Linked DNA regions of Mus musculus: region 2 is linked to region 1. The links are chromatin loops, found by intact Hi-C in ENCODE. Cell type or tissue: heart. All regions are shown on one strand. Links, peaks and the distances in the headings refer to the core of each region. The heading gives the core; the rest is flanking DNA. Region 1 overlaps Slmap (sarcolemma associated protein). Region 2 overlaps Il17rd (interleukin 17 receptor D).

Region 1 (10,535 bases), core at 1,261-9,260:
ATGCCATAGCATATGTCCAGAAGTCAGTTCAATGTTGGCTCTCTTCCTGTATCTTTCTCTACTTTTATTTAGTTTTATTTCTTTAATTTTCTTTTTTAAACGTGAGGATTAGAGAGATGGCTCACCAATTTAGAGCACTTGTTGCTTTTTCAGAGGATCAGGTTCACAACTGTCATAACTCCAGTTTCAGGGGATCTGATATCTTCTTTTGACTTATTGGGCACTAAATACCCATGTGATGTACACATAAAAATCTAAAAATGATTTTTAAATTGCACTTTATTCTCTCTCTCTCTCTCTCAGTGTGTGTGTATGTGTGTGTGTGGGTGTGTGTGTGTGTGTGTGTGTGTATGTGTGTTTGTGTAGATAGAAGCTGTGAGATACATATGGAGGCCAGAGGACAGTTTGTTGGAGTTGGTTCCTACCATGTAGGCCTGGGAATAGACCTTCAGGATTGGTGGCAAGCACCTATATATTCACTAAGTTATCCTCACTCAACTTTTGTTCTTTAAGATGGGGTCTTTCACTGAACCAGGAGCTCACTGGTTAACTAGTCTGCCTGGCTGGTGCCTTCCCTGCTGGCTCTATGTGGACTTGCTCAGGCTCCAAACTGTGGTCTGCCAGTGCTGCCTTCACCATTTCACCTTTGGTTCGTTGTATACCAGTGGCCTCTGCTGGTCACAGTTAACATTACAGTCTGTGGGTTGTCAAGAGTTCTAGTTTAGATCCCCAGTCAGTTTATGCTTCAGGAATGGGTTGTGCCCCCAGTGCACTGGAAGTCTGGGGAGGGAGCAAGAGCAGCACTTGAGGACTTGTTACTGTGCTTTGACAGTCTGCTAAAGAGCTTCGTGGGTATAGCTGCTCTGATAGTTCTAGGAGATACATTCTCACAGTTAACTGAAGGTTCGCCTGGTTTTTATAGTCGTTACACCCTCTCTTCTACTATGATCACTGAGCCTTGAGTGGAAGAATTGTATTATAGATGTATCAGTTGGATCTGGGCACCACATGATCTCTTGTTCTCTGTACTTGAGGTTTTCTGGAATGGTCTCTGTCTGTTACAAAGAGAATTTTTTTTGATGAGGTTCATAAACTACACTTATGGTTATAAGGATAAATATTTAGAGTTTTGTTGGGGATTAGGCTGATTTAGTGAAGTGGTAATTGTAGGTTCTCTCCCAAGATCCACTTGACTATCCCTGCCTTGGTAGTTAGCTAGGTTTCTAGTATCTGCCAGGGTTTCCTTCTTGTCGAGCAGGTCGGCATTTCTTTCTTTCTTTATTTAAACAATTTTAAAAAGATTTATTTATTTATTTAATGCTTATGAATACACTGTTGCTGTCTTCAGACACACCAGAAGAGGGCAAAAGATCCCATTACAGATGGTTGTGAGCCATCATGTGGTTGCTGGGAATTGAACTCAGGACCTCTAGAAGAGCAGTCAGTGCTCTTAACCACTGAGCCATCTCTCCAGCCTCATTGAGCAGTTCTTAAGTGCATTTAGAGAGCTGTTGGATACCACCAAGTGGTATACTTCTCTTGCAGCAACTTTTAGGGTTATCATGCCATGCTGACCATTGTTCTGGTACATAGGTCTCATAGTGGCTGCCCAAACAAAACCTGAACAACAATGATACCACTAGACATGCTAACATGGAAGGGGAGAGCTCAAGGAACCTCAACTATAGACAAGAAACTATAGGCAACTAAGGAGTACTAAAAGCAGGAGAAATAATCTTCCTTAAAGAAGAGATGCAGTTTGGTGATCCAGTACCCAAGTGGTCACCTCTGAAATCATATACATACAAGTAATATTATATGGATAGAACATGTTGTATTTATATGCTAATTAATACACACATACCACCACCACTGCCACCAATTAAAGAAAAAAGCCATAAATTAGAAAGCAAGGGGGAAGGAGGTAGGGGAAGGGTGAAATGATGTAAATATATTACCAATTAAAACATAAAAATTATTATGAAAAATAAAAACAAATCTTAAAAGAACCCATCTGTTAAATAGTGTTGGGTGTAGTGGCTGTGCTTTTGATTCCAGCATTTGGGAAGCACAGGCAGTTGGACCTAAGTGAACTTGAGGCCAGCTAAAGCTATCTGGTGAGGTCGTCTCAACAGTACAATAATTAAATCTCTTAAAGCTCAGTGACTCCCAGTGCACTGGGGGCACAACCCCTTCCTGAAGCATAAACTGCCTGGGGATCTAAGATCTAAACTAGAACTCTCGACAGCCCCCAGACTGTAATGTTAACTGTGACCAGGTTCTGTTTGAGGAAGCCTGTGGATGTACAGTGGCCCACTGTAGTTGCAGAGTGTTTAATGTCTGCTTCTTACAGTTTTTCCACACCCGATTCTTTGTCACTTGAGAAATTTGTATGTGACTATGGGTATGTAAGCATCTAGAATCAATATGTAAATCAAACATTTACTTGGAATAAATAATAAAAATAATTTAAAATAAGTCTGTGATATATATAATATAGATATATATAATTTTGATATTTATTGGTTGAAAGCAGAATTATATAATAGCACAGCTATGGTTGTTTATTTTTATGTATTATGTCTGAACATTTGATAACACTTACAAAATCTTCAAGATTTTTTTACAGAATGGTTCGGTATTTTGATTTTATAATCATGAATAGAATACCACTTATAAATATATAGGACAAAATGGCAGAAATATGTTTGAGGTTATTTCATAAATCATTCAGAAAGTTTTGTCCTACTCCCAAGGCAAAATAACATATTTTTGTGAATTTGAAATCAGAAGTACAAACAAAGGCTTTTAAAATCAAACTTTTTAACCTAATATACTCCAGAGATATCCAAATTTGATGCTTCCATGTTAAGAAATAGCAGTAGTAAAATACTTAAAGGTCTTTGTTTTCTGTAATTAAACAATTGTGTTTCTATGAGGGCGAGCTATTTGGGTTTTTGTTTGTTTTTGTTTTTTTCAAGACAGGGTTTCTCTGTATAGCCCTGGCTGTCCTGGAACTCACTCTGTAGACCAGGCTGGCCTCGAACTCAGAAATCCACCTGCCTCTGCCTCCCAAAGTGCTGGGATTAAAGGCGTGCGCCACCACTGCCCAGCTGAGGGCGAGCTATTTGTATGTGAAGCTCCTACACTGGTCCTGAGCACAAGCCAAGTGTTCCCAGCAGGGTATAATCGCTTTGCATGTTGTGATGGCATGTCAGCACAAAGAACCAGGACTGCCATGAAGTCATGTGCTGTGGGAGCACGTGCTGCCAGAAATACTCCAGATTCATTCATAGTTGTTTTTCAAAGTTAATTTTTGGTTGTTGCACTTTCAGAAAGCCTTAACTGTTGCCATGGGGATCACAACTCACAGTTTAAGAACTTGTGCTCTATAGCAATGAGCCTCTTGGCAGGTGGGTGGTTCCAGAAGTTGAGTCCCTGGCTCCAGGCAGCGATTGGAGGCATGGAAGATGATTAAGGTCAGCCCCTAACCATCTGTGACGGATCACTTCACCCTGTCTGATCACTGCCTGAGCGGAGCCTCCTGTTGCCTGAAGGCCCAGCCTGCACTCTGACACTGCTGTTTGTCTTACCCTGGGGCTGTGAGGTTGACTTCAACCCTGCTCTTTATGCTTGGTACTTCTCAGGCCATCCAGGGTAACTCAGCTTTAGAGAATGGATTCTCTCAAGGTGGCACAGGCCAAGCAGCCCCGGAGAGACACAGCCAGGGACACAATTGGGCAGCTCTGAAGTGCCCCAAACCCTGGACCTGGGGCTGTGAGGGCTGTAGGCTTGTTCTTTGGGAGGATCACTGTCTTCTGCCTCACCAGGGCTGTCTGCCGCACCCTTGAGGCCCGTGTGCACCCCCACCCCCACTGGCACACCCCTTGTTCTTTGTGTCTCCACATCTCAGTTTCTCAGCTCCTTTCAGCTGTCTCTCTTTACTATTTCCCATTGCTCTTTCCTTCATTGTGATAGTGTTTGCTTTTATTATACTGGCTCTCTTCGGACACCAAGTCGCACACAAATGGCTTTAATCTGCAGTTTTACCCTGACGTTAGGTTGCTGTTCTGTGTCTGAAGGTTCGTTGTTGAGTTTTTGTGTTAGGAAGCTGCCTGCTGATTCCACCCTCCTCTGAGTGTTTACAAGCAGAGGTGCTGTGCTCCTTCAAATGCCTTTTCTGCGTAGATTGAGACGGCTGTGAGGTTCTCCCTTTCTATTAGTGCATAACGTTGGCTGACTTATGTCTTCTGAGGTGGCATGTAGCATTGATTACTTTTCTTACGTGGCACTGCTTGTGATAGGCAAATCACACTTTTTAAACAGTAAAAGTTAGTTACTTTTCTAACTTAGGTGAGTTCTGCATTAGTCCTTCATGTCACTTTCGGAGAGGTTAAAATACACAGTAATCTGTGATTACGGTCTGATCTGCTCCCTCCGGAGTCAGGTACCAAGCAAGGTTCCATTCTGGGAATGCATACTGGTGCTGTCCAGATTTCTGCTGTTCTGGAGGGTAGGCAGACCAAGGGTGAGTGATACCATTCGTTTTCTTACTGATTTTCAGAACCCCTTTCCTTTCCTTTCCCTTTCCCTTTCCCTTTCCCTTTCCCTTTCCCTTTCCCTTTCCCTTTCCCTTTCCCTTTCCCTTTCCCTTTCCCTTTCCCTTTCCCTTTCCCTTCCCCTTCCCCTTTCCCTTTCCCTTACCCTCCCCCTTCCCCTTCCGCTTCCCCTTCCGCTTCCGCTTCCCCTTCCCCTTCCCCTTCCCCTTCCCCTTCCCCTTCCCCTTTCCTTCCTCTAATAAAATCTAGGTTCTGCATGAAAGGGAACATGGAGTATTTTTCTTCCCATTATTTCCTCTTCTCTGTTTAGACCTCTCTCTCTCCCTCACCCCCCCCCCCCCCCCACACACACACACAAGTATAAAGGCCTAGAGTTCCTGTTGGGGAGAAAACATGCAGTGGCTGGCACCAGCTCACTTATATTACTTTGTTCTTGAATGAATGTTTGTGCACTGCTCTAAGTGTTTGCATATTTCCTTGAGTTCTAGCAAGGCTGGCTCTGGAGGTGTTATTGATTTCTTTCCTTTTTTTAAAGTGTCTCTGTGTGGACGGACGCTGAGAGGAGCCACTACCCTGGTGCCCTGGCGGTCTGCCTTTGATAATTTCTCTGCGGTTTTATAACAATTGCTTCCATATTGCTTTTCATTTCTCTTTAGGCACTGTTTATTGTACTTAATGACACCAACTTTTCTTGTAGAACCCTTTCTATTTATTTTTTTACCTCCTCCGACCTTTTCTGAGGTCTCCCCACCCCTGTGCTCGCTATCTTGTGTCTTCAGTTATTTTTCCTTAAGTTCCTTAGTTTGTTTCCAAGTTCACAGAGCGCCCTCTTGTGTTGTTTTTTGTGAAACGTTCTAAAACTACATGAGTTTATTTTTCCTTCTCCACTTTTTATGGATCTTTTCTTTTGCCATCCCTGTTGGCACTTCTGACTCCATTTCCAGCTGCTTTCTTTCCATTATGAGAAGCTGTGTCTTGGAAGGCAGCTTTGGTTGGCTGGTTTGTTTTAAGAATTTCCATAGGGAGACCTTGTTTACCATAGTGGTAGAGCCTAATTTTTCACTGAGAAAGGCTCTGGGTTCAACTAGGAACCAAGTATATATGGTTATTGGATTGAGCTAGATGTTTCTATTTTCAACTTCTCTTGCTGTCCTCCAAACTGTCCCCTGGTAGCCATTTTGTGATTCTCAGGTCTGGTCACCCTGTATATGGTCATGCAGTGGTTTTCTCTGTTTTTGTTTTGAGGCTCATGTGGATATCTCACTATCTACTTGTCCTATAAATGCTGTCTGTGGGGGTCTGGATTTTGGCTTTTTGTCTTAGTCACTCTGTTCAGTTTTATGTGACAGTTGAGATAGATTTAAAATGTGTGTGTGTGTGTGTGTGCACACATGCGTGCGTGCATTACCTGCAGTCCATACAGAACTCATTTTGTAACCACACTTAGAAAACTCCCCCATATAGTGCTAAGGCTGTCGCTGTTTGTGGAGTGCTTGCCAAGCTTGTCTCCGCACTACTTTACTAAGCACTTGGGAGTGATGCGTGTCAGAAGTTCAAGCTCACCCTCTGCTTGGAGCAAGTCTGCGGCCAACCTGGGGCATGTGCGAGCTTGTCTTGAGGACTAAATGAACCAACATCTTCAATATGGAGTTAGAATTTGTTGTTATCTGTTATATATGTGATCTCTCTCTCTCTCTCTCTCTCTCTCTCTCTCTCTCTCTCCTTCCCTCCTTCTCTCCCCCCTCCTTCTCCCCCCGCCCAACCATGCTTTTGTTTTGTTGGGAGCATCAGCTCTTTCTGATTATTTGGATATTTGCAAAGCCTTTCAACATTGAAAAATTTTCAGAGCATCAGTCTGTTGTTACAGATACCGCTTTAAGGAGTCAGTCTGTGCATATGTACATATGCAGAGCTAGGAGTGGGCACTAGTGTGCCATGGGGAGACATGAGAGAGGAAACAGTCACACAGGACTGCTGCTCTAGGCTACAGCAGAAACTGCCTTATATTTCTAAGGTATTTGGAAGCCATTAGACTAGAAACAAACAAAAAAATGAGCAAGTAATATAAATAACATGGACCAGCTAAGTGGAGACCAAAGATAGCATGGTCGATTTTAAAAAGAACATGCATTAATACTGATTTATTATTTTTTATTTAAAAGGCTGCTATTTTTAATTATATGTAGAATGTACAAATAAGCTGTTGGTCCATAATCTATGTTATAGACTTTTATTTGCTTTTCAACAAAGTTTTAAAAAATAAATAGTACTGAACCTTGTTCCATGAACTTTTATTTTTTTCTTTTACTTTGCATATTAAAACAAGAACAACAACAGGGCTGGAGCAATGGTTCAGAGCATCTTTGCCAGGGACTCGGAACTGATTCTCAACACTCATGTGGTAGTTCACAGGCATCCGAAGTTCCAGGGATTGCACACCCTCTCTGGCCTCTGGGCATCCAGCATGCACATGGTGCAGGAATAGACACGCTGGCAAAACACCCAACCATATGTAAATAAAACTAATGTAGAGTATTAAAAAGATAGGAATTTAATCCTGTGAATTCACTTAGCTGGTGAGCAGGTCATTATTAGAAGTTTGAAGTGACTGTAAGTTTGTACTAGCTATGTATGTCATTTCCAGGCATAAATACTAAAAAGTTAAACCAGAATCCATTTGTTGTTACATTTCCTAATGATATATTAAAAGTATTCCCCTCCATTTCTTTATACAATAAGTTCTAATGCTAAAAGAGGTTTTGTGAATAACTGTTCTTTCCTGATAGGGCTGCCTGTTCTTGTCTTTCTGGTGTTAAGGGATGTAAATTTTGGATAGATTTGTAAAATATCAACAGAATTTAATGACCTGTAATTAAATGTATGAATTGCTAGACAAAGTCAGCAGTTGTTTTGTGTTGAAATTTTAAACAATAAATCATTTACAGATAGTATAGTAGCCTTTAAATTGTTACCTGGGAATAAATGAAATGAACTGTCATTTTTAGCAAATTATTGATGTGATTAATTTTGAAGAGTGCTTGAGAGATGAATGAAGGATAATGAAACATGAAAGTTATATTCTTCTGATCTTACTGAGTCCTTGTCTGTGTGTGTTACCTCTGTGGTCTTTGGAAAGATAATTTAACTTGTTTAACCATCACATTTCTTATTTATATATGAATCTATTAGTCTGTATTGGAGATGTTTTCATTTTACTCTTGCGGTTAGGTTTCATTATATTACTTAGGCTGGCATGGCACTATCACGCTGGTATTGTTCAGACTGGTATCAAATTCAGACTCTTGAGTGCTGGGTTACAGATATGGTCTACTATTTCAGAATTAAAATTCACCTTTTAAAGTGTTTAGCTTAGTAGCTTTTAGTGCATACATGGTATTGTACAACCATATTTTTTCACTATTTCTAAAAGAAACTATCAATCAGTCACTCTGCTACCTTAGTTCCCTGTAATCATTGATGTACTTGTGTTTTTATGTATTTACACATTTGGTATGTTTGGGGAAAATGACCTAATACAATGTATGCTCTTTGGAGACTTGTGGTGATCTCTGCAGCTGGTTCTCCCTTGCCACCTTCTGTACTGTCCTGCTGGACATTGAATCCAGGACCTTGTGTGTGCCTACAAGCACTCTGTCCTGAGCTGCCACCAGTCCTCATTTCTCTATTCCCTTTTCTTCTGAGACAGGCTCTTCTTCTTCTGTCCTTGATCTCATAATCCTCCTGCCTCAGCCCCCTGAATGCTGGCATGTGCTGTCACTCTTGTCCCTAGCTATCTTCTTTGCATTGAGTTCTCATGCAATGTAGGCTCATCATGTGACGGTGTCCATGTGTCAGTACTTGATTCTTTTTTTTTTTTTTTTTTTTTTTTTTTTGGTTTTTTGAGACAGGGTTTCTCTGTGTAGCCCTGGCTGTCCTGGAGCTCACTTTGTAGACCAGGCTGGCCTTGAACTCAGAAATCCGACTGCCTCTGCCTCCCAAGTGCTGGGATTAATTAAAGGTGTGTGCCACCACCGCCCGGCTCAGTACTTAATTCTTTTGTGCTGTCATATACGAGATACGCTGCATTTGTAGTGGAGCCAGTTGATAGACGTTTCCATTGTTTCTGTTTTTTATTTTTTATGAACAATGCTATTATGACTGTTTTGTGAAGACGTGTTTTCTACTATTCTGGATAAATACAAGGAATTTTGGAACTGTTGGGTTGTAGTCTAACTATGTTTAACACTTTGAAGACATGGTAACACAATCTGCTTGGCTCTACCATATGTTCAGTTCTCTTTTAAGGTATCTTGTTTTAAGGTTTTGTTTATATATATTGAATACTAACTGAAATGAGTGGTTTCAGTTGATAGGGGAAACGTCTACGTGAAGTAGTTTGCAAAGTGACAGACAGTCCTTCTTTAAAAGTTTTGAGACGATTACCTCTAACCATTTGCTTTTCATTTTCCTTTCAGTTCTATCTCCAAGACACTAAAAGTAGTAATGGTACCTTTATAAATAGCCAGAGATTGAGTCGAGGCTCTGAAGAAAGTCCGCCATGCGAAATTCTTTCTGGTGACATCATCCAGTTTGGGGTGGATGTGACGGAGAATACCCGGAAAGGTATGAGTATGATTGGTCCTTCCTGTCGCTTATCTGCATAGGATTTAGCGTTCTTTGTAGTGCTATAAAACATTACTCTCTTGAAAACGCTACTTAAGGACACATGAAGCAAAAAATTTAAAGTTTTACTCACTTCCGTTTTGCTTTTTTAAAATTTATAAATTATAAAATATTAGTAGTGAATATTCTTTGTCATGTTATAAAATTATAGGGAGCTATAGTGTCAGGAAGCGCTTGGCTGCAGTGCCATCCCACCCAGTTAAGATGAACTTACAGCGTGGGGTGGTGTTTATTATCAGTAGCAAGACTTAGTGAGATTTAGTAAGCAGGCTGGGCACAGTTTGGTTGGTTGACTTAATGATATAATGGAACTCAGTCATGCGAGCAGAAGGGAAATTATCTAGAGGGCTATAGGATGGGTAATGGGCAGATATGCTCTAAGTGAAGCAATTGATATACTTGTGCTCACACACATGTATATGTATAAAAGAGATAGAGTAAAACTTATTATTTTGTATCCTAACTAAAAAAATAAAAATAATGCAATGATTGTCAAATGTGTTATCCTAAAAATAAGTAATTCTAGCTTTAAGGTCCTCACTGTCCATTTTTTTTTTTTTCTGTCTTTAACATGCTGTTAAGGTGTTAGCATGCTCTTGCTCACAGTCAGGGTGATGACTGCAAACCCAGGTGCCATACCAGCACTCATACCAGTACTCCATGAAAACAGTGTGGGGTACAATGCTCTCCTATGCTCCTTTTCTGTGTGGAAAGTGACCCAAGCTTTTATTTCTCCATGTGTTACCAGCCTCATGAATAGATCATACACATGGCTATATGCAGTACCAAAGATATCCAATAAATGACCAAAGAGAACAAGGAGATTTGTGCTTGATATAGATCAATTATGATTTATCTCCTTAGGCTAAATGCAAGTATAAGGTTTCTTGTGCTACAGTCCCTGAGACTGGAAATTCTCTAGCTAAATAATCAATTGCTCTTTAAAATTATTTGTTTTATAATTCTGAAGTTTCTTGGCTATTTCACTGTTTGCTCTCTGATTGTGAACTCTTATGACTGACTCAAAGTGAAACCACTTCTGGTACAAACCAAAAAAGGGGCAGTTATACTTAATTAGTTAATGCAGACAGTGGACTGATAGGTTGGCAAGTTTCTCCTGTTTTCTAAGCATGGTCTGATCTGGCACCGCCCTAAATCTTTAGATTGATGTTTTGCACAGTACAGTGGGCTTGGCAGTGGTGCTGACTCATTTGTGTGCAGCTCTCTGCATAAACTTGCATTCCCCTTAGGTTGGTAGTCTAGTTCTCTTAGATTAGTAGCTATGTTTTAGTA
Region 2 (10,535 bases), core at 996-8,995, 610 kb before region 1:
GATCCCTCCGTTAGAGCCAAAGTTTTACATGTGTGACTCCAAGAACTTATAGGTGTGGTGGATTCCTGAGGCTCTCTGGGGAAGAGCCCTCCTTCCCGGAGCACTGTGTGAAGCTAGCACTGAGAAGAATACAGTGTTCATGAACATACGGTTTAATAGACATCTGGGCTTCAAAGGCGGTGGAAAGATAAAAGGCAGCAAACACTTCAGCTCCCAGAAGGGCACAATCCCACAGACCCTTATCCAACACATGCATTTAGTATTCCAATCTTTTCAGAGTTAGGAGACTGCCAACCCTACTGACAACTGGAGCTTAACCCTCGAGACCCCATGGTGGGAGGGGCTCTACTCCCAAAAGGTATCCTTCTATCTGCATGTGCCTGCACGTGCCACACCCAGCCCCTATTCCCATGTGTGTACACACACAGAAAATAAACATTAATTTTTTAAAAGGCGATTCCACACCCAACAGCATATATAACGCTGGTGGAAGGGTTTGAGCGGCTCGCCATAATTACCAGAACAACCATTTCTGCAGTTCACTATTCCTGTTACTGGAATTCATATTACATCTGTCTATTTGTCTCAAAAAACAAGCAAACAAACCCACAACTACAACAACACAATAGATGATAGATAGAAGAGCAGACAGACAGATTAAATAAGGGTCCAGTCCTAAGACATCTTACCTAGGCCAGAGGAGGAAGATACACTCTCGGTCAGAGAAGATGTTTCTATCTGATCCGGAGAGAGTCCCTCCATCAGAGGCAGAGAGAGCTCTGATGAGGGTACAGAAGAATCATATATGCCTGAGTCCCGTGGCATCTCTGAGGGACTGCCAGCTTTCACTGCGTGTAACAGGGGCTGCAAGGCAGGGGCACTATCACAGGAGGGCTGGGCCTCAGTGTCTTGGTCCAGGCCTACATGCTGACTCTCCAGGTATGAATAAGAGTCGGCTGGCCCAGCGGCCCCAAGTACACAAGCCTCGACTTTCCGACAGAAGTCACTCTCTGGCCCTGGTTTGCTTATGACATCATTTAAAACCAAGCCTGAGTCAAATTTCTCCAGGACTGGCTCCTGGTAACGCACAGGGGGATGTTGGAAGGGTATAAACTGCTTCTCAAACCAGTCAGGCTCCTCATCAATAAACTGGTGCATGTTGCAAATGGCAACATACAGGGAGCGGCCCGATTTGCTCCGGAAGTAGTTCCTTCTGCTGCTGTGGCCTGGGTGCTGACCCAGCACCTCCTGCTCTCCTGAGTGCAGATGGGCACAGAGCTCAGGAAGGTGGTCCATGAGCTTGTACTTGGTGCTCAGGTCCAGGCTGCAGGGTACATCCCCTTCACAGGAATAATCGAAGTAGACGGCGATGAACTTGCGCAGTGCGGCAGATGAGCTCTGCTTGGCCTGACGGAGCTTCTCAGCAATGGCTGCCACGGCCACCAGGAAGAACTCGCCTTGCGCCTCGCCGCGGCTGCCTCCTTTGTGTCTGAAGTTCTTCTTATCTACAAAGTACTTCATGCCTTTGGAGCACACGACAATGATGAACTGGGACTCGTGGATCTTCTGAATGGCCCATTCTCTCTGCCCCTCTCTGCAGAGGCTGAAATCTTCCCACAAGTCCAGAGCCACCTGGAAAGAGCACAGGTCACTTCAGTATTCATTTACGCCAGCACTCTATGGTCAACAACTGCATCCACACACCAGACTTCCTGAAATTGCTTGTCACCCATGGCATCATTTTGATAACACAGGGGGCCATTAGCACTGTGGCCCTACAAGTGAGGAGACAGAAGCCAGGATTTTCAGCAGCTTGTCTAAGACACCTTGAAGATGTCTGATGGTATGATGGGAAGGAACTGTGATTGGTCCATGTGATAAGTGAGACTGCCGGATACAAGGAGCAGAAAGATCCTGGATACAAGTCTAAGTGGCTGAGGAGAGAAAGTGGATCGTGACCCCATAGTGCACTGGGATATGGAGCTTAGGCCTGGCCAGAGCCATCTACAGTGACGGGTGACTCACATGCAGAACGTGACTGAGAAAGAGGACCTCTTTGGCTGTGTTCAGAGACCCAGGGTTAGCCCGCTGTTCTGCTGCTATAGTATAGCTTTCCTGGTTAACCCTGTCTGGGCTGCACCTCTCTCTTGGTTCCATGAGATCTACAATGTCATAACTCTACAAGGCCTGTGAACCAAGGGGTTTGGGGATAAGAGGGTTGGAAAGAATAGTGGGATCCCTGATACAGCAAAGAAATCCAAGTATGTCTGATGCCCTCAAAGGATTTTTACCCTTTCAAACTGCTTTCATCTGATACTGTAAGTAGTAACTGTACGAGTACTGCTTCTCCTGCAGGATACTGTAAGTAGCATTCCGTGGCAGCTGTATTGGTACCATTTCTCCTGTAGTTAAAAAAATAACCCCTAAGAGCTAAACACAGATTATACAGCGGAGAGCTACTCTGGAAGGATTAAATTCTTCTTTTCTAAAAAAGTACCCAAGAGAAGAAAGCTCCAATGCTTATCTATCTGCTGAAAAGAATACTGACTCGGGGCTGGTGAGATGGCTCATGGGTTAAGAGAGCCAACTGCTCTTCCAAAGGTCCTGAGTTCAAATCCCAGCAACCACATGATGGCTCACAACCATCTGTAATGAAATCTGATGCCATCTTCTGGAGTGTCTGAAGACAGCTACAGTGTACTTACATATAATAAATAAATAAATAAATATTTTCTTTAAAAAAAAAAAAGGAATACTGACTGACTCATCTCATACTTTAATGCATCCTAACATTATTGTTGGGGATTGGTTCTAATGCTTTGATTTAATGGGAAATCTATGTGTCCAAATGCTAAAGGTCCTTGTCTCCAATTGTTTTTTAATAGATCAATAAAGATGCCAGCGGCCAATGGCTGGGTAAAGGGAAATGGAGTGGGACCCTCAGATTTGTGTGGGCTAGGGTGAGGGCGAGGGAGAAAGAGGAGAATCGCCAGGATTCAGAGGGAGATGGATCAGACTTAGAGCTGCAGAAGGAAAATCATCTGGAATGTAGGTGAGAAGGAATGCGGCCCACAGAAGGGCTGCCCAGAAGCACCCTGGGCAGCAAATACTAGGGGGCCACCCAGAAAGAAAAGGGCAGCAAAAATAGATCATAGATTTAAAGGACATTGACTCAGGAGTACTGGAGGGAAATCTATGATAATCAGGCAGAGGACTAGAACTGCCTAGCCTTTGAGCTAGCAAAGTTAACTAGTGTGTGTGTGTGTATGTGTGTGTGTGTGTGTGTGTGTGTATCTTTCATTCTTGGATCAAAGAGTTCCTGGAAGCATGCGACCCACCGGGGGGCACAGAGCAGTGTAGGTAAAAACTCCACACTATCCATTCATTATGTACATTCAAGCTAACTGGTAGCTTAAAATATGTGGCCCCTAGGATTCTATACCACACAAAAATAGTGTGTCTACTAATCTTTTGACCTGTGTAGTTTGTTAAATCATATGTGGAATGTTTTACAAATCTGTAAAAACAAAACAAAACAAACAAACAAAAAAATCCCCTGTACTAGCTGATTTCATCTTAATAAATAAAACATAAGCACTTTTAAGAATATTCCAATCTGGGCTGGTGAGATGGCTCAGTGGGTAAGAGCACCCGACTGCTCTTCCGAAGGTTCAGAGTTCAAATCCCAGCAACCACATGGTAGCTCACAACCATCTGTAACAAAATCTGACTCCCTCTTCTGGATTGTCTGAAGACAGCTACAGTGTACTTACATATAATAAATAAATGAATCTTTAAAAAAAAAAGAATATTCCAATCTTTGACTGAGCAATTCCATTGTGAGGCGTTTATCCTTGAGAAATCATCAGAAATGATAAACAGAGACGCTTTACAAGCTGGGCTAACGCAGCTACAGCAAGTCACTATTATAGATGATGTAGCTATTTAAAGCAAAAACTATGTGCAGTCTAAAAGAACAGGGCAGGGATCTACCACCTCTGCCTGTGCTGTCCGGACAGCTGCAGTCTGCAGGGGTTTGCAGCAGCCATTCAGCTGCTGAACTCAACGCTTTCCCAGCAGGAGGCAATCCCACCAGCCTTTAAATACAGCTTATTAACACCAGAGGGCAGTCTCACCCAAGGAATGGGCCAAATGGACTAAAAAACATCACATGATAACTTGCAATTGTGGCAAACAGGGCATGCCTTCACAACAGCTTAAGAGCCCGCTGTAAAGACTAAGTGTCATTGTTTATGGAAAAGCTACATAATAGCTAACTCAAGAAGACCTAAGAAAGCTGGGCACAGGGGCCCACTCCTTTAATCCCAGCACTTAGGAGGCAGAGGCAGTGGATCTCTATGAGGCCAGCCTGGTCTACAAATTGAATTCTAGGATATCCAGAGCTACAGAGTAAGGAAAAAAAGAAGGAGGAGGAGGAAGAAGAAGAGTAGGAAGAGAGGAAGGAGGAGGAAGAGGAGGAAAGGGGGAAGCTGAGAAAGCAGCGTAGACATCCAAACATTCTGTAAACTCTGGCGCTCTCTCCTACTTCCTGGTTCTCTCTAGCTAAGGCCTTCTCACTGGTTTCTATGACTTCCTACCAATCGACCTCAGACCTCTGTTACACACTCCTCCCAGTGCCCAAGATCTCTTCCAGGGGCAGTCCTAGCCTCTATTCCCAATCCCAGCCAACCTCCCTCAGGGAACTGCCTAGACTCCTAAAAGCTGTCTTCATTGTGTCCTCTCCCTGACGTCCCACTGAGACAGTCTCACACTCTGGTCACGTGTTCCATGACAGGGCACTCACAGAACATCCTATCGCGTGGGAGGCGCTCAAAGCTTTCAAGTATAAGTGTGTCATGCGAAGCCTTTGCTGCTGGTAAGAGACAAGACAAATTCAAGACAGACTCTGGTTTGGAAAGTAAGATTCTAGGTAAGTAGGTTCCCAGGACAGCAATGGAGAGATGACACGGAAGAGAAAGACGGCGTACACATCCTGCCCAGGGTAAGAGAACAAACAGATTCCGTACCTCACAGCCACAGAAATCTTGCAGGAAATAGGCGAAACACTGGACCACGTTCATGTGATTCTGGCCATCTTTATTGGAGTAGCAGAGGAAGACCTTGGGCTGAGGCCGGAGCCTGTCTCTGGGGAGAGCCGCAGCGTATGTGGACGACTCCGGGCTTTCTTCATCTAAATGTGAATATATATTTTCTAAATTGGGAAAGAACATAAGGTTGACACCTATAAACAAAGCTTTGTCTTTTCCGTATGACCCAGGGCTCAGTGTCTCACGGCTGAAATCCTAGCACTTGGGACAGGGGACACAGAAAGGTCAGAAGGTCACGGTCATCAGCAACTACTTGGCAAGATGGAGGCCAGCCTGAGCTACGTGAGATCCAAGTCTCAAAAGTAAATTTACCAAAAGGAGCAGCTGACATCTCCACCTGGGAGTCTCGGGTCTGTGACTCCAGCCTCAAGCTGCATGCACGGTTTCTGTAGTACTGTACCAGAAAGTGAAAACACTGTATTAACCTGAAACTGCCCCTGGACATGCCAAGAAACAAACGCAGCATCCGCCCCTATGGCCGCCAGTGAAGTGAAGGGCCCAGAGCTGGCTCTGGCAGCCAGATAAGCTGAGGGAGGGAGAAAAACTTTTTAAAGTATAATTTACAAAGGTAAAGAAAACCAAACCAACAACAAAAATGGCTTTTCACCTATTTATCTATCTATCTATTTATTATTTCTGGACAAAGGGTCTCACTGTATTACTCAGACTAGCCTCCAGTTCCTGAATTGGATCCTCCTGCCTCAGCCTCCCACCAACTGGGATAGCAAGCTCAGCCGAAAGCACACAAATCTTAAGTTAACATCTTCATTACTTTTATCCTTGGAGTCATCTGGGTAACTCCATCCAGATCTACAGTTTTCTAGGTGAAAGACAGAACTTCTCAATGATGGCCACTCGCCAAACGACTGTTCTCATTTTTCAGACTCCCTGAGTTTGAAAACTGGATTATACCTGGACATTGCCAGGTCCTAGAGATTAACAGCCAAACATTTAAATTCTGGGAACTTCAGTAGGCAAGGAACTAGCAAGGAGGTGTGAGGGGGTCCCAGGCCCCTCCTGAGGAAAGCAGGACTCCCCAGGCCCTGTCTTTGTCGGTACCCACCCTTGGCCTGCTGCAAACTAGAGGATGGAGAACAGTGGGCACAGCATAGACAGATACCTTGTTGCTTCTTTCTGCACATCACAGTGAACAGGGTTGCGAACGCAGATATGACAACCAGAGGCACAGTGATGGCCACAGCTCTGATGGGTCCAGCCCAGGGAGACTGCACTGGGAGATTTCAAAGAGAAAGTCTTTTAACTCAAGCAGCAGAATAGGTTCAGAAAAGGGGGGGAAGCCCCCCTCATTTTTTTAAAACAAAAGCTGACTAACAGGTCCCAGGGTCCCCAACTACCTTACTCTATCTCTGCTGCCTAGATTATAAAAGGATTCAACAATTCCTTTGTAAAGTGTTGTCGAAAATAATCTAATAGCTCTGAATATGCTAATCGCTCTGAATATGCTAACCACTCCAAATATGCTAATAGCTCCAAATATGCTAATAGCTCCAAATATGCTACAAACCCTGTGAAGGAAAGGCCCCTCCCCCTACTTGTCTTGTAAGGATAATTGCCTAGTATCCGTGGCAGATGCAATGCCAGCTTTGACCTTCCAGGCATCAACAACATAAAAGGAAGCGTCCTTGATGAACAATTGTTTAAGGGAGAAGAGGTGAGCGACTGGTGTTTTGTAAACCATGAATTAAGGAGCACAGAAAATTCTACAAGCCTGCTCTCAAGAATGTGCCATCAAATCCAAGCCAAAGAGCTTTACCTGACTTCACCACATACTGAGCAGCTTTCCTGGTGGTGTTGCTGTCATCCACCAGCTATAAAACAGAGAGAGCTGTGTTACTGTTTGGTAAGTGCTAGCACATCTCTACATTGTATCTGTCTATACATTTTATCTAAGAGGGAAGTAAAACAATACATTTTATCTACTACTGGTGATTTCATTTATCTTTCCCTCCCCAGGCAGCTGGTGTGGGATCCAGTAAGGGAGGATAATGGTGATAGCTTAACAATGTAAATCAACTTTTTTTTAAAAAAAAAAGAAGGGGGGAGGGGTCGGGGCTGGAGAGATAGCTCATCAGTTAGGAACACTGGCTGTTCTTCCAGAGGTCCTGAGTTCAATTCCCAGCAACCACATGGTGGCTCACAACCATCTGTAATGGGATCTGATATGCTCTTCTGGTGTGTCTGAAGACAGCTATGCATAGTCACATACATAAATAAATTCTTTTAAAAAACAATGGGGCTGAGGAGATGGCTTCGTGGATTATTGTGGAAGCTTGAAGACCTGAGTTCAAATTCCCAGGGTCTGAATAAAAGCAAAGACCATAGTGTAAACATCTGTAATCCCAGGAGGTAGAGGCAAGACATGTTAGCCTTTCAAACTTATCCTTAGTTCTATAGAAGTTTGGATTTGAGACTAGCCTGGACTACACTGGACTCAGTCTTGAAACCAATAAACAAAACACTCAGAACTCCATGTGAGCTGCTTTCTGTGGAAGTAACAAGAGGGCAGTCTATAGTTGCACATACCTCAATGATATAGTCCCCTGGAGAAACGTTTTGGAGGAGGCAGCTGGTTGTCTCTGTATTCTGGTCCTACAAAAAGCAAAGAGCAACTCAAATGCCCACGTAGTAGAAGAGGTGGCGGCCTCTTCATCCCAAAGCTGAAGGAGACCTGCCACTGGTTTAAGCTCACTTCCGGATGTGATGGGATCAGAGGACAGCAGTGTTCACCTGTCACACGTTCCTTGGCCTTCACTGAATAAAAAGGCTCAGGACTCTTGCCATAGCTTGTGCCTAGTTGGGAGTGCCTCATCTTTGTCACTTGAAAATAAATTAACTAGAATACCCTTTGCTGAATAGAACGGTGAGAGGAGGGGTGCAGAGGGCTCAGTGATTAAGAGTTGGGAAGCAAACTTTTTGTCTATCTATCCATCCATCCACCCACCCACCCACCCACCTACCTAAGAAAGAGCAGGGCCTGTCATGGTGGCACACACCTTTAATCCTACCACTCAGGAAGCAGAGGTAAGCCTGAGTTCAAGGACAGCCTGACTTCATCATGGGTCCTGTACTGCCTTGTGAGTCTCAAGCCAATCAAGGCTACCTAGTAGTGAGACACCCATCTTACAAGAAATACATGTGGAACTTTCATGTAGAACTTTGGCAGACCATAGTTACACAATAAAAATCAATGCAAATCCGTTTCAAGCAAGGAGAGAAGAGCTGGGGCTCGTCTGCACTCATCTGTCATATCTAACTTGAGCAGATGCTCCCAGAAGTGCAGCGGTAAAGCTGCAGGACCACAGAAGAACTAGGCTACGACTGGACCCAGCACACACAGGACAGGTAGAGAGTGCACAGCGTCAAGCATCCACAAAGCCTTTCCCATTGTTCTGGCCATACTCTGTTCATGATGCTCATTTTCAGGTTTCTATTTAACCCTGGTCTTTTGTTTATTAAAAAATGCATGCATGCATCCATCCATCCATCACATACATACAAACAAAATTAAAAATCCAGGGCCATTGATTTGCTAGTGACTTGGCTAGAGGTTTTTTTTCTCCTTCCTAGTTACGTGACCTCCCCGAGCCCTAGGTTCTCCACCTCTAAAGGAGGAATGGAAGCAAGCTCTTTGATGAGCAGTCAGGATCTGAAGAGCAGAAAGTTCAGGGATTTCCTGACACACAGCACCTGCAGATGCTTAAAATATGAGACAGATTGCTTTTGATCCTCTAGCGCTGTACCACCCCCTAGAGCGGCTAAGGTGGAGATGACGGGGACAAGGGACAGTGGTGAGTGAGTCAGCTGGAGACAGACCCAGTGGCATTCTTAAACAACCGCGACCGCACTTACTCCCACCATCCAGTAGCACTTTGAAACACATGTGTTCTTTACACACAGTCACTCACCTGCCTGCAAGTCCTCCGCCTGAAGGGGCCTTCGTGCTTGAGCTTATAGAGAACATGGAAGCCACGGAAGCCGAAGTTCTGCGGGGCATGGTCGAAGGACACGTGCATGTCAGAACCATGCTGGCTGATATTCAGGTTTCGAGGCTTCCAGACTGTGAGGAGAAGGGCCCAGAGTAAGCACCCAAAGGCTGCCCCAACACCATTATGGGGTTAACACTTTTGAGACTTGACAGACAGCTATACTTACAAGGCTTACAGGCCAAGTTGTCAGGTTGTAACAACAGGTCACAGGCTATAATGTTTTACCAAAAAAAAAAAAAAAAAAAAAAAAAAAAAAAGAGTATTTTTAGTTTTAGGACAGTTTTTTTTTTCCTTCTATAACAAATGAACAAAATATATACTGGGTCTGATGTTCTGGTAAAGACACAAATTACATCATTTCAACCATAATTTTCACTATAATTATATTGTGGCTAACAACCATTTAAAAGATACAATATACAAATATTAATGTGATGCACTTCACAGCATCTAAGTGGAAGCTCTATAAAGTCACGAAGGCTTTTAAAGCTTGTCCACTACTGCACAGTTTCAACACTCAGAAGGCAAAGAACTATTCCTGTTTCCGTCACTCAGTGTGCACCATTGTGGGATGTCTATGAGCAGGAGGGCTCTCCTGTGGGTCTGATAACCACTGAGACATTGTTTCAAGCTTCAAGGCATTCTAATTTCAACTCTTCTTGGTGGGCCCTGTGAATGGCATACAGACAGTTCCTAAGGAGTCTGTCATCACTGAAAATTGTATTTCAGAGCCAAGGCCTTTGAAACGATATTCCATCCCAGGAACACTAAGAGACAGGCCAAGCAGTAACTGTGCTACACTGCTAAGCCACAGTCTCCTGGAAGGGTTCATATAATGTCAAGAAAACTGAGGTGGTATCAAAGCCACGGTGCACCGACATGGTGTATGAATACGCGTATTCCCAATACACACCCCATCACGCATCTCATTCCAAAACACACCAATTCCAGTAGGAAATTTTAATCCTAAATTACACTAGTTTTTAGGCAGGATTTTTTTTTTTCCATAAATGCATTCTTTGGTTTTTCTATCTGGCCATTATGCAGAAAGCAACCAGATAGGACAACCACATGGTCCTGACCTGATGAATCTCAGTTTCAATTATGAAACTAAGACTTACAAAATAACTTGGCAGCATAGACAACAACCTCATTAAGAATGACTAAAGGGTTGGGCAGTGGTGGCACAGGCCTTTAATCCCAGCACTTGGGAGGCAGAGGCAGGCGGATTTCTGAGTTTGAGGCCAGCCTGGTCTACAGAGTGAGTTCCAGGACAGCCAGGGCTACACAGAGAAACCCTGTCTTGAAAAACAAAACAAAACAACAAAAACAAACAAACAAACAAAAAAATGACTAAAGAAGAGGCTGGCGAGATGACTCAGCGGCTAAGAGCACCGACTGCTCTTTCGAAGGTCCTGAG

The links. Peaks named below come from ENCODE experiments on the same cell type or tissue, not always from the same donor. Only the 100,000 strongest peaks of a DNase experiment are listed, where the experiment ranks them.
Region 2: it touches region 1 in a loop (3-fold over the local background); 3 of 42 quality-filtered maps call a loop at or near these places.

What each region holds. Positions count from the first base shown.
Region 1 is chr14:26,481,466-26,492,000 of GRCm38, reverse strand. It overlaps Slmap (sarcolemma associated protein), which reads left to right. Exons shown (of 23, transcript NM_001310445.1): 2 at 9,035-9,182. Among named protein-coding and RNA genes, the nearest start is that of Gm24031, 11 kb to the left of the region's middle. In heart, for the core only: a CTCF peak has its summit at 5,395 (motif pointing left); no DNase peak of the experiment used is centred there.
Region 2 is chr14:27,090,580-27,101,114 of GRCm38, reverse strand. Il17rd (interleukin 17 receptor D) reads right to left here. Exons shown (of 13, transcript NM_134437.3): 6 at 9,282-9,326; 7 at 9,035-9,186; 8 at 7,653-7,718; 9 at 6,883-6,937; 10 at 6,229-6,339; 11 at 5,028-5,212; 12 at 690-1,632. Among named protein-coding and RNA genes, the nearest start is that of Il17rd, 57 kb to the right of the region's middle. In heart, for the core only: a CTCF peak has its summit at 4,119 (motif pointing right); a DNase peak (open chromatin) is centred at 4,134; H3K27ac peaks cover 541 bases.